Linked DNA regions of Homo sapiens: region 1 is linked to region 2. A link is a loop called in an ENCODE intact Hi-C map of the cell type or tissue named here. Cell type or tissue: Caco-2. All regions are shown on one strand. Each heading gives the region's core, and the rest is flanking DNA. Links, peaks and the distances in the headings are about the cores only. Region 1 overlaps LOC105374037 (a long non-coding RNA gene). Region 2 has its middle 300 kb from the start of NECTIN3-AS1.

Region 1 (4,404 bases), core at 147-4,146, 150 kb after region 2:
GAAGTTGCAAACCTTGTGACCTCCAGAATAATTGCTGGTAATCATTTATGTCTACACCTTGGCAGAATTTAGCCTTCTTATCCTCCTAACCTGGTGGTCTTTCATTAGCTTTACAAAGGTGTTTTAGTTTGGGAGAAGGGCTGTTATCGTTTAAACTATAAACTAAATGTCTCTCAATGTTAGCTTGGCCTTAGCCCAGGAATGATTAAGGACAGCTTGGAGGTTAAAGGCAAGATGGGGTTAGTTAGATCAGATCCCTTTTATTGCCATAATTTTCTCACTGTTAAAATTTTTGCAAAGGCAGTTGCAGTAATATCCTTATTTTACAGAGCTGGAATTCTTTTCTCAGATTGCTTAAATAAGGTGCCCCATATCACATAACTAGTAAGTGGCAGAGTCACAATAGAATCTGGTCTTGCTGACTTCAAGCCTATTTTCTTTAAACAAACTTAACTCTCTCATTTAATGTAACAGGGAGTGTAGATTGTACAAGTAATATTTATAATGTTATAGATGCCTCTAGAACTAAATTTAAAAACCATACTTAAATAAGTAAAATAACTAAGAATATAAAATGTGAAGGGAGTCCGCTTTGGTTAGCTTGAGCTGCTATAACAGAATACCATAGATTGTGTGGCTTAAACAACAAACATTTATTTCTCATACTTTGGAGGCTAGGAAATCCAAGATCAGAGTGCTAGCAGATCTCATGTTTAGTGAGGACCCTCTTCCTGATTTGCAGATGGTTATCTTTTCTTTGTATTCTCACATGGGAGAGAGTACAGAGAGCTAGCTCTCTGGCCTCTTCTCTTAAGGGCATTAATCCCATTCATTAGAGTCCCACCCTCATGACCTAGTTACCTCCCAAAAGCCCTACCTGCTAATACCATCACCTTGGGAGTTAGATTTCAACATATGAATTTTAGGGGGACCCAAACATTCAGTTAATAGTCGGGTATTCTATAATTACACCCTACTTAAGGACTGATTTTAAAATTTATTTTAGAAATGAGATGAGAAGTCTTCTTCTGATCAAAGATTTTTCTCTATGGAAGGGTTTGTGGTCTCATGGGCTTCAAGGAATGAAGCCATGGACCGCAGCAGCAGGTGTTAGAGCTCGATTAGAGAAACGCGCGGACCCAAAGAGTGCTGCAGCAAGATTTATTAAAGCAAAAGTGAAAGTAAAGCTTCCATGCAGTGGAAGGGGACCCAGAAGGGTTGCTGTTTCTGGCTTGGGTGTCTTATGCTTATATCCCCTTATGACTCCTCCCCTTTTCCTTTTTCTGTCCTATAAGATTAGCTTATTTTCTATCTGCTTGTGGGTTGGAGGGCCTGATTGGTTAAAACCATCAGGCTGCAGCTATAGCTTAAACTCCCTATATGATTGGTTGAAGTTTCAATCCCTTAGCTTGCAGCTATGACTCATTTTGGCTTAGAGGAAAGTCCCCTTGGTGAAGTCCCTACTGACCCAGGAAGTCCAGCCAACTTAGCCACTTAGTACCTCAGTAGGTTGGTTGGATAATGGAGATTTTTGCCCACATATGGAGGTAGTTTGAAGACTCACTGGAAGAATTAGGTATTTATAAATACCTTCCCAATGATATGTTGCAATTTTGGAGTATCCATTTGTCTTAGTCGGCTATGGCTGCTGTAACAAAATTTCATAGACTGAGTGGCTTAAACAGCAGACATTTATTTCTCACAGTTCTGGAATTATGGGAAGTCTGAAATTTGGGTAAGAGCACGGTTGGGCCTGATGAAGGCCCTCTTTCTGGCTTGTAGATGACTGCTTTCTTGCTGTATCCTCACATGGCAGAGTCAGGGGGACCGGGGAGGCAGGGAGAACTCTCTTGTGTCTCTTCTTATAAGGGCACTGAACACATTCATGAAGGCTGCACACTGATGACCTCATCTAAACCCCATCACATTGAGGACTAGGGCTTCAACATGTGAATATGAGAAGGCATGATTCAGTCCATAGCATTTATTATAGAGTCAGATGTGTGTGTGTGCACATGTGTGTGTATGTCTGGAGATTACAAAATAGATATCTTGAAAGTATTACAGTCCATCTTTTCATACTTATGCTCTGGGTTGGGTTCATCTGCTAGCTAGAAATAGTAATAACCTGGTGAGGCATTACACCTTTATACTCTATTTGAACAGCTCTGATGGCCTTACTAAGTCTCTGAGAGTTGTGGTTTTATCGTAAACTGTGACATGAAATCCAATAGGATCTTTTCATAAAAATTTGGCAGTTCAATATTTATCATTTGTAAATGTAAACATGTATAGCTAAGTCTTTTCCCTCTTACTCTAAAGCCTGTATTAGCATGTTGTCATATCCAAAAAAATACAAATCCAATTTTAAAAGCACTGAAGGTGTTTTGGTTTACAAATGGATTTACACCACCCATTACACAGAAAACAACCCTAAGATTTTCCCTTAAGAATCTCCTTCTCTCCAAATTCCACTCCATTTAACAGCTATCTAAAGCTCAGTTTTTCTTATCTCTCCCTTCCAGTCCCCCTCCAGCTGCTCAGTCTTTGGTATGGAAAGCTGAGGTCACGATTTGATAACCTGCAGTCTGAATATAGCCCTCGGGCATCTGGAGTTTTGCCTTCACATAGTGTTGAAAAATTTGAATTGCTTTCCAACCTTTGAAAGTCAGGATATTTCATGTTAAAATCCAGATATCTCAGCATTTCTTGACAAACCAGAAGATCTGGTAACCCTAGACTTTCTTCTCATAAGGCACTTTTTACTCTGGTTCAAAGCAGTTCACAGTTCCCACTAAGCCCCTCCTTAGGCATTCAAATTGGCAGCCTTTGCAGCAAAGCTGCCAGGCTGTATTTTGCTTCTCCTACCTGCGTTCACATCAGTGACCTCACTCAAGCATAACTGATATACTCATGGCCTTCTATTCCTTGTAACGCTGGAAGCAGGGGAGTCTTAATGGAAGAGTGTAAGTACTGATAAATTAAATGTTTCTATCACAGGAGAACCAACAAAAAGTGGAAGTGTCTGCCCCTTAACAATCTACATGATAGTGGAGGTGTTAGGTGCTCAGGCCTCTGCTCTCACTCAATGCAGGTCCATCTATTAGTATTACTTAGGCTATTAGGGAAAGAGCTTCTTGGAGGAGAGAGGGGCACGGTTGATGCTTGGCTGTTTTCTACCTAAATCTGTTAAATACCCTTCCTCACAATGGGACAGTCTATCTCACTCCTGTTTTACTTCTTCATGCCCTTACATGTAGGTAGAATCAAGACCTCAGTTTCCTAGAGGGTCTCTATATGTGAGAATTTTCATATTTTCTCACCACACGTAATATAATGATTTTCTCTAAAGTTCAGCATATAATTTTTTCTTCACAGGCTAGCATCTGAGGCATTTTGCCAAAGGCAGTTTTGAGTGATGACGTTTCCTTAAACAACTTAAGCTGAAACCCAACAATTGATGCCAAGGGAAAGAGAAGTAAACAGCTGTAGCTACTTACCTGGGTCCCCCATAAGAGAAGCAGGGGAGATGTGGATGTTACAGGTTAGCAAAGAGGGGATAAGAAGATAGTTAGATAGCATAATACAAAATATGCACGCATATAATTTCAAGCATTGCAGTCTCAGAGATAATAGCAAAATCAAAATTTTTTAAGGTTTAAAATCTTGTGGATGTTTATTTATCAAGCTTCTGGAAGTTAATCACTTTTGGATTCAGGCTCTGTTTCATTTTACAAAATTTGATCTCCTAGGCAACTATGTTATTACGTTCACAATTCCCCACATGCCTAATTTTAAGGTATTTACAAATACAAAATCATCACTTTAGGATAGGTATTTAGATTTTGCAATTTAAATTTATATCAGATTTATTATAACTAAGTGCTTCTCCCTGAATCATTAATGTTCTTGCTCTATGATCTAAGATATCTTTAATTTTTAAAATTTTAAAAAATTATAGTAAAGCCTATAACATAAAATTTACCATTTTAGATATTTTAAAGTGTATAATTCACTAGTGTTAAGTACATTCACAGTGTTATACAACCAATCTCCAGTATTATTTTTAGGACAATTCTTTACTCCACCAAGGGTTTAACGTCTTTAAACCATATCATTTTAAATATTAATTATTTTTTAATGTAATAATAATAATGGCCTTCAAAAGGGTTGATGAATTCTTTAATACCTGCCTCATGATTTACTGTGCTTTTTGAAATATGAAGAAATATTTTGTTGTAAGTTACTGTCTAAAAAAAAACTTCAGACAGATTAAAGTTAGCAGAGTTTATTTGAGCAAGGATCCATTCATGAACTGGGCAGCTTTAGGACCAGAAGAGATTCAGAGAGCTCTGCCTCATCAGTTTTGGCAGTGGACTTTCATAAGGTGATTATAGAAGCAAA
Region 2 (4,404 bases), core at 82-4,081:
ATCAATGAGTATTTACTAAGAACCAGGTACTATGTTAAGTGTTGGGCCTACAGATGCATCTAGCAAATGGTGCCTGCCGTGGAGGGATAGCTTATCTAATGAGGAAGGCAGACACAATTGACAACATAATTCAATGTAGTAAGTACCGACGTCTACCAATAAAAAATAGGTAAATAAGGTTAAATCTTACTGAGAAAAGCCACTGAGTACATGTCACTTGACCCAAAATTTTTTTTTCTGTTCCCATGATGCCTAGCATGTCTCGCGTATAGCAAGTGCTCAATTGCTGGGCTGACTTAAAGTCAGTACAGGCACATGAGCAATCTTGCCATAGAGTGTCATGGAGAAGACCTCATTCATTCTTTCATTGTTGTTGAGATAGATGCCTAGTAGCCTTAGTTTTATTCAGGAGACTGAATCATAAAACAGCAAATTAAACATCCAGGAAGGTCATTTCCTTTTCAGCTTTACGAAGTTGTTGGTTTTTTTTTTCCAAGAAGATTTTGCCTAACATCATCAACAGAGTAAGCAGATCTTGAAATGACATTTTCTAGGAGGAACTGGAAAAACAATTTGCCTCAAAATATATTCCTCTTACTTAAATTCTACAACTGAAGGATAATTTCTTTGCTAAACCATCAATACCTTTAAATGCAAGTGACCCTGGGAAGGCTCACACATTATTCTATTATGAATTACAACATCTGAGGGTTAGTCTGTTGGTCTTTTTCAGACCTCTAATGTTTTGCTTATTCAAAGTCAGTGAGACGTAATACAGGGAAGTTGCAAATGTTCATGGAATGAAGGGGAACCTCGGCTCGTGTGGTTCAGTAAGAGGCAGACTCAAAAGAAGGGAATAAGGTTTCAGAAGAGGAAGGGGGAGACATGTTTGCCAAACTTCACTAGGATTTGCTCTGAGTGTAATGTGCTATATGTTACGGTTGTTTGATAAATCTAGTTACCACATTTTACAAACGTAGGTCCTTCTAATTACTTTCATTAAAATTAAATTTTAATTTAATTGAAATTAATTGGACTTTCTGCAGGCTGTGGGAGGAGTGATGCTGGTTAATGACAGAAATGCTGGGTCAAGCATCCACAGTCACATTGGGGGATCTCAGAAATTTCTTACAATACGTACAGAATAAAGTAATACTCCAAAAGAACAAAGGCATAAACTACTCTTCCTATTTTTGCCTTATTAATAATAATTCATGTTATATTTGATATTGCGAATAAATAATATAATTTATCTCACTAGTTAGCTTTTATTAAACACCCACCTTTTATGAATTCTGATGGCAATAACTTTCATGCAGGATCCTATTTAATCTTCACCAATGAGATGCAAATAATGGACCTAGAATCACGCATACAGGTAACATAAACAGAAGCAGAATTGCAAATCATGAGTATTATACCCTAATGTAGAGCTCTTAACCATTTGGTAATATCACCCTCAGAAACAGATGAAAAGAAAGACAATTGGGGCCCTGATTCTTCTTCAACCTCATTGCACCTTTATGCTGGCCACGTACTTACTTATGATCACATAAATCAAGGAGAGCTTGTTAAGTAACTTCAACTTCCCTTCAAGCGCAAACGTTCCATTTTTTTTTTTAACCTTGGGGGTTTATTTGTTGTGGTAATGGGGTGGGCATTATCTCAGAAGGAACTTTATTCTTTACTTCATGAGAGGCATATTTGACAAATGCGAAGAATGGGACATTTGTTCTCTTGCCTGTGTGGAGCTCAATGTTCGTGACCTGTGGGCCTCCCAGACCCTGCTTTATTTGCAGAGCCCCTTGGCTTTGAATCACAGGGCATGCCATTGCCGTATATGGGGATAGCACACTGGGCCGTGGGAGTTAACTGGGATTACCAGTGGCTATAATGTTGGTGTCTTGATCCTCAGCAACTCTGCTTTGAAGCTGAAGGGCAGAGTACAAGCACACTTACGCATCTCAACTTGGCAATAATAGCATGCCTTTGTGATGACGAGGCATGCTGTGAGTACCCAAGTTTATACTATGCATTCTGATGATATTTGATATGATATTAATTTAAAGCATGGCTTGTCCACTAGTCTAAATCTTGTCACTTAAACTCCAAACACTTGTCATAAATAGACTTGGAATGTGGTGGAAAAGTAATTAGGAATTGGACTTTTTACTTTTTCAGCTCTGGAGTGATACTTTTATTGTCTTCTTAGAAATTTTTGAGGTGATTTTTTTTATCTTTGCTTAACCTTAGTTGTTAAAATAAATATTAATTTGAGGTTGCTTTGTTTTGAAATTACTGTAGTCATAGGCAAATATCACTGTGTGGATTTCTAGACCCATGGAATATTAATGCTCAAAGCAATGTTAGAGATAGCCTAAAAATGTTATCACAACAGTTCTTCCATCCCTTACAATAAGTTTGAATTTTAGCATCGGAATTAGATTGAAATTTTTGTCTTGTCATGTAGTAGCCATGTAACCATCAGCAAGTTATTAAACCTCTTTTAGCCTAAGTATCCTCAACTCTAAAAAACAACAACAACAACAACAAAGGTCAATTACAACTACATTATGTAGATCTGTATGATCTGTGCAAAGTAGTAACATAATATGTATAGGCTTGCCTAGCTCCAGGTCTTGGCAAAGAGTATTAGCTCAATAATTGTGTTTTCTTCCCTCTAACACTGTAATAACAAGCTTTGTTTCAATTTTAATTTAATTTTAAATGAAGATAGTGTATACTATGAAGCATCTAAATAAGGTTATAAGGTGTACCATCTTTTTATAATAGCACTTTCTTCTTTATTCTGAGAATGTAAGAGTAGCTGTGAGGTTAGATACAGTTGTCTAGATGGAAGAGGAAACCGTAGTAGAAGAATAAAAGAGGATTTACTTTATTGTAAATTTTCAGAGAGTAGTAATAGGGATATTGAAGTGAAGGAAGAAGAATGTGTGCTTGAAAAATTTCTAGAATGGAGATGGGAGTGAATTTACATAGAGACTTGAGGTATAAATTAAATAATACTATCAAGGGTTAAGGTTTAAGATAGACTCCATGACAATGAAAAATAAAACCCTTTAATATGAACACCATAAGTCTAGTCAACATTTTTCAGATTCTAAAAGCCATGTAAAAGGCAGAGGTGAAAGCCTGAACTAAACTAAAAATAGACTCATCAAGCACATTGTCTGGAAGTAAGTGAAGATGGTAAAAGGCAAATTCCTTCCCTTCCTATGCCCTGTCTGGAATAAAGACATGTAAATTGTCAAATTTAGAAACATTGCTTAACATTTTTTGAAACATTAATTAATGTTTCTGCTTAAGGGAATATTAATCAAATATGTATTGAACACCTATTGGACATTCTTCTATGTGCTGGGATATAATTGTGAACAAAACCTGAAAACAACCGTAGTCCTCACAGAGTTAACAACTTAGTAGGGCAAGATGACAGCAATTACACACACACACACACACACACACACACATATGAAAAACCTGAAGCAGGGGAGATAGTAATGCTGAAGGAGAGGGCTGCAGTTTCAAGCAATTGGGTCAGGAAAGTTCAAAGGTGGACTATGGCTTGCATTTTTGAGGGAAAAAAAGGATGCCAGTGTGGCTGCAGCAGAGCTGGTGGTGAGGGGGGATAAAGTGTGGGAGATGGGGTTAACAAGGCAATAGGAGCCATATCATGCAGGTTTCCTAGAGTGTTGCAAGGATTTTGGCTTTTACTTGGATTAAAGCAATTAGTCTATATATTTTCAAGAATATCAGCAAAGAAAATTAACGCAACAAGTCGTCCTAGAGAACCCTCAGATCTTAATTACCTTAATCTTCCCCCTCATCTCCTTGCTTGATCCAATCATCCACCCAGGGCTTAGTTTCTCTTACTCGTTGTCCAGACCCTCATCATCTGCCATCTGGAGTCTTGCATTGGCCTCTTTACTCCTTTCACTGCCTCTGTCTCTCCATTATCACAAATCCATCCTTCTCACTGTCAACTGATATTTTTTAAAAACACTAATCTGTGTTCTGATACTAAAATATCCTTTGAAGTTTATATTTCTTCTGAAGTCTGGCCCCTTACAAGATTCTCTAGAATCTGGCTTTGATGCACACATCTAGCCTCAACTCTGCCACTGCTTTGTATGTATGGCATCCCGTCAAATATGTTCTAAGCGTTCACACTTTTGGTGCCTGTGTGTTCCTGTTTGCATGTTTTGAGGCTATCATATTCTTACTTAACATTAAGACCCAACAACAACTCACCTTTTCTGAGGAGCAGTTACTGTTTTTTTTCAGGTAGAACCATTGTATCCTTCTTCTGGGTACTCATAAAACTGTCCCTTTCTTTGTCATAGCACATCTGCCCCTTCAATTAGGTTATACGTATATTTCTCT

The links. Peaks named below come from ENCODE experiments on the same cell type or tissue, not always from the same donor. Only the 100,000 strongest peaks of a DNase experiment are listed, where the experiment ranks them.
Region 1: it touches region 2 in a loop (9-fold over the local background); 1 of 110 quality-filtered maps calls a loop at or near these places.

The regions. Positions count from the first base shown.
Region 1 is chr3:110,623,787-110,628,190 of GRCh38, reverse strand. The region is part of intron 3 of LOC105374037 (a long non-coding RNA gene); the gene reads left to right. Among named protein-coding and RNA genes, the nearest start is that of NECTIN3-AS1, 440 kb to the left of the region's middle. In Caco-2, for the core only: no CTCF peak of the experiment used is centred there; a DNase peak (open chromatin) is centred at 2,570.
Region 2 is chr3:110,771,065-110,775,468 of GRCh38, reverse strand. No RefSeq gene overlaps it. Among named protein-coding and RNA genes, the nearest start is that of NECTIN3-AS1, 300 kb to the left of the region's middle. In Caco-2, for the core only: no CTCF peak of the experiment used is centred there; a DNase peak (open chromatin) is centred at 1,838.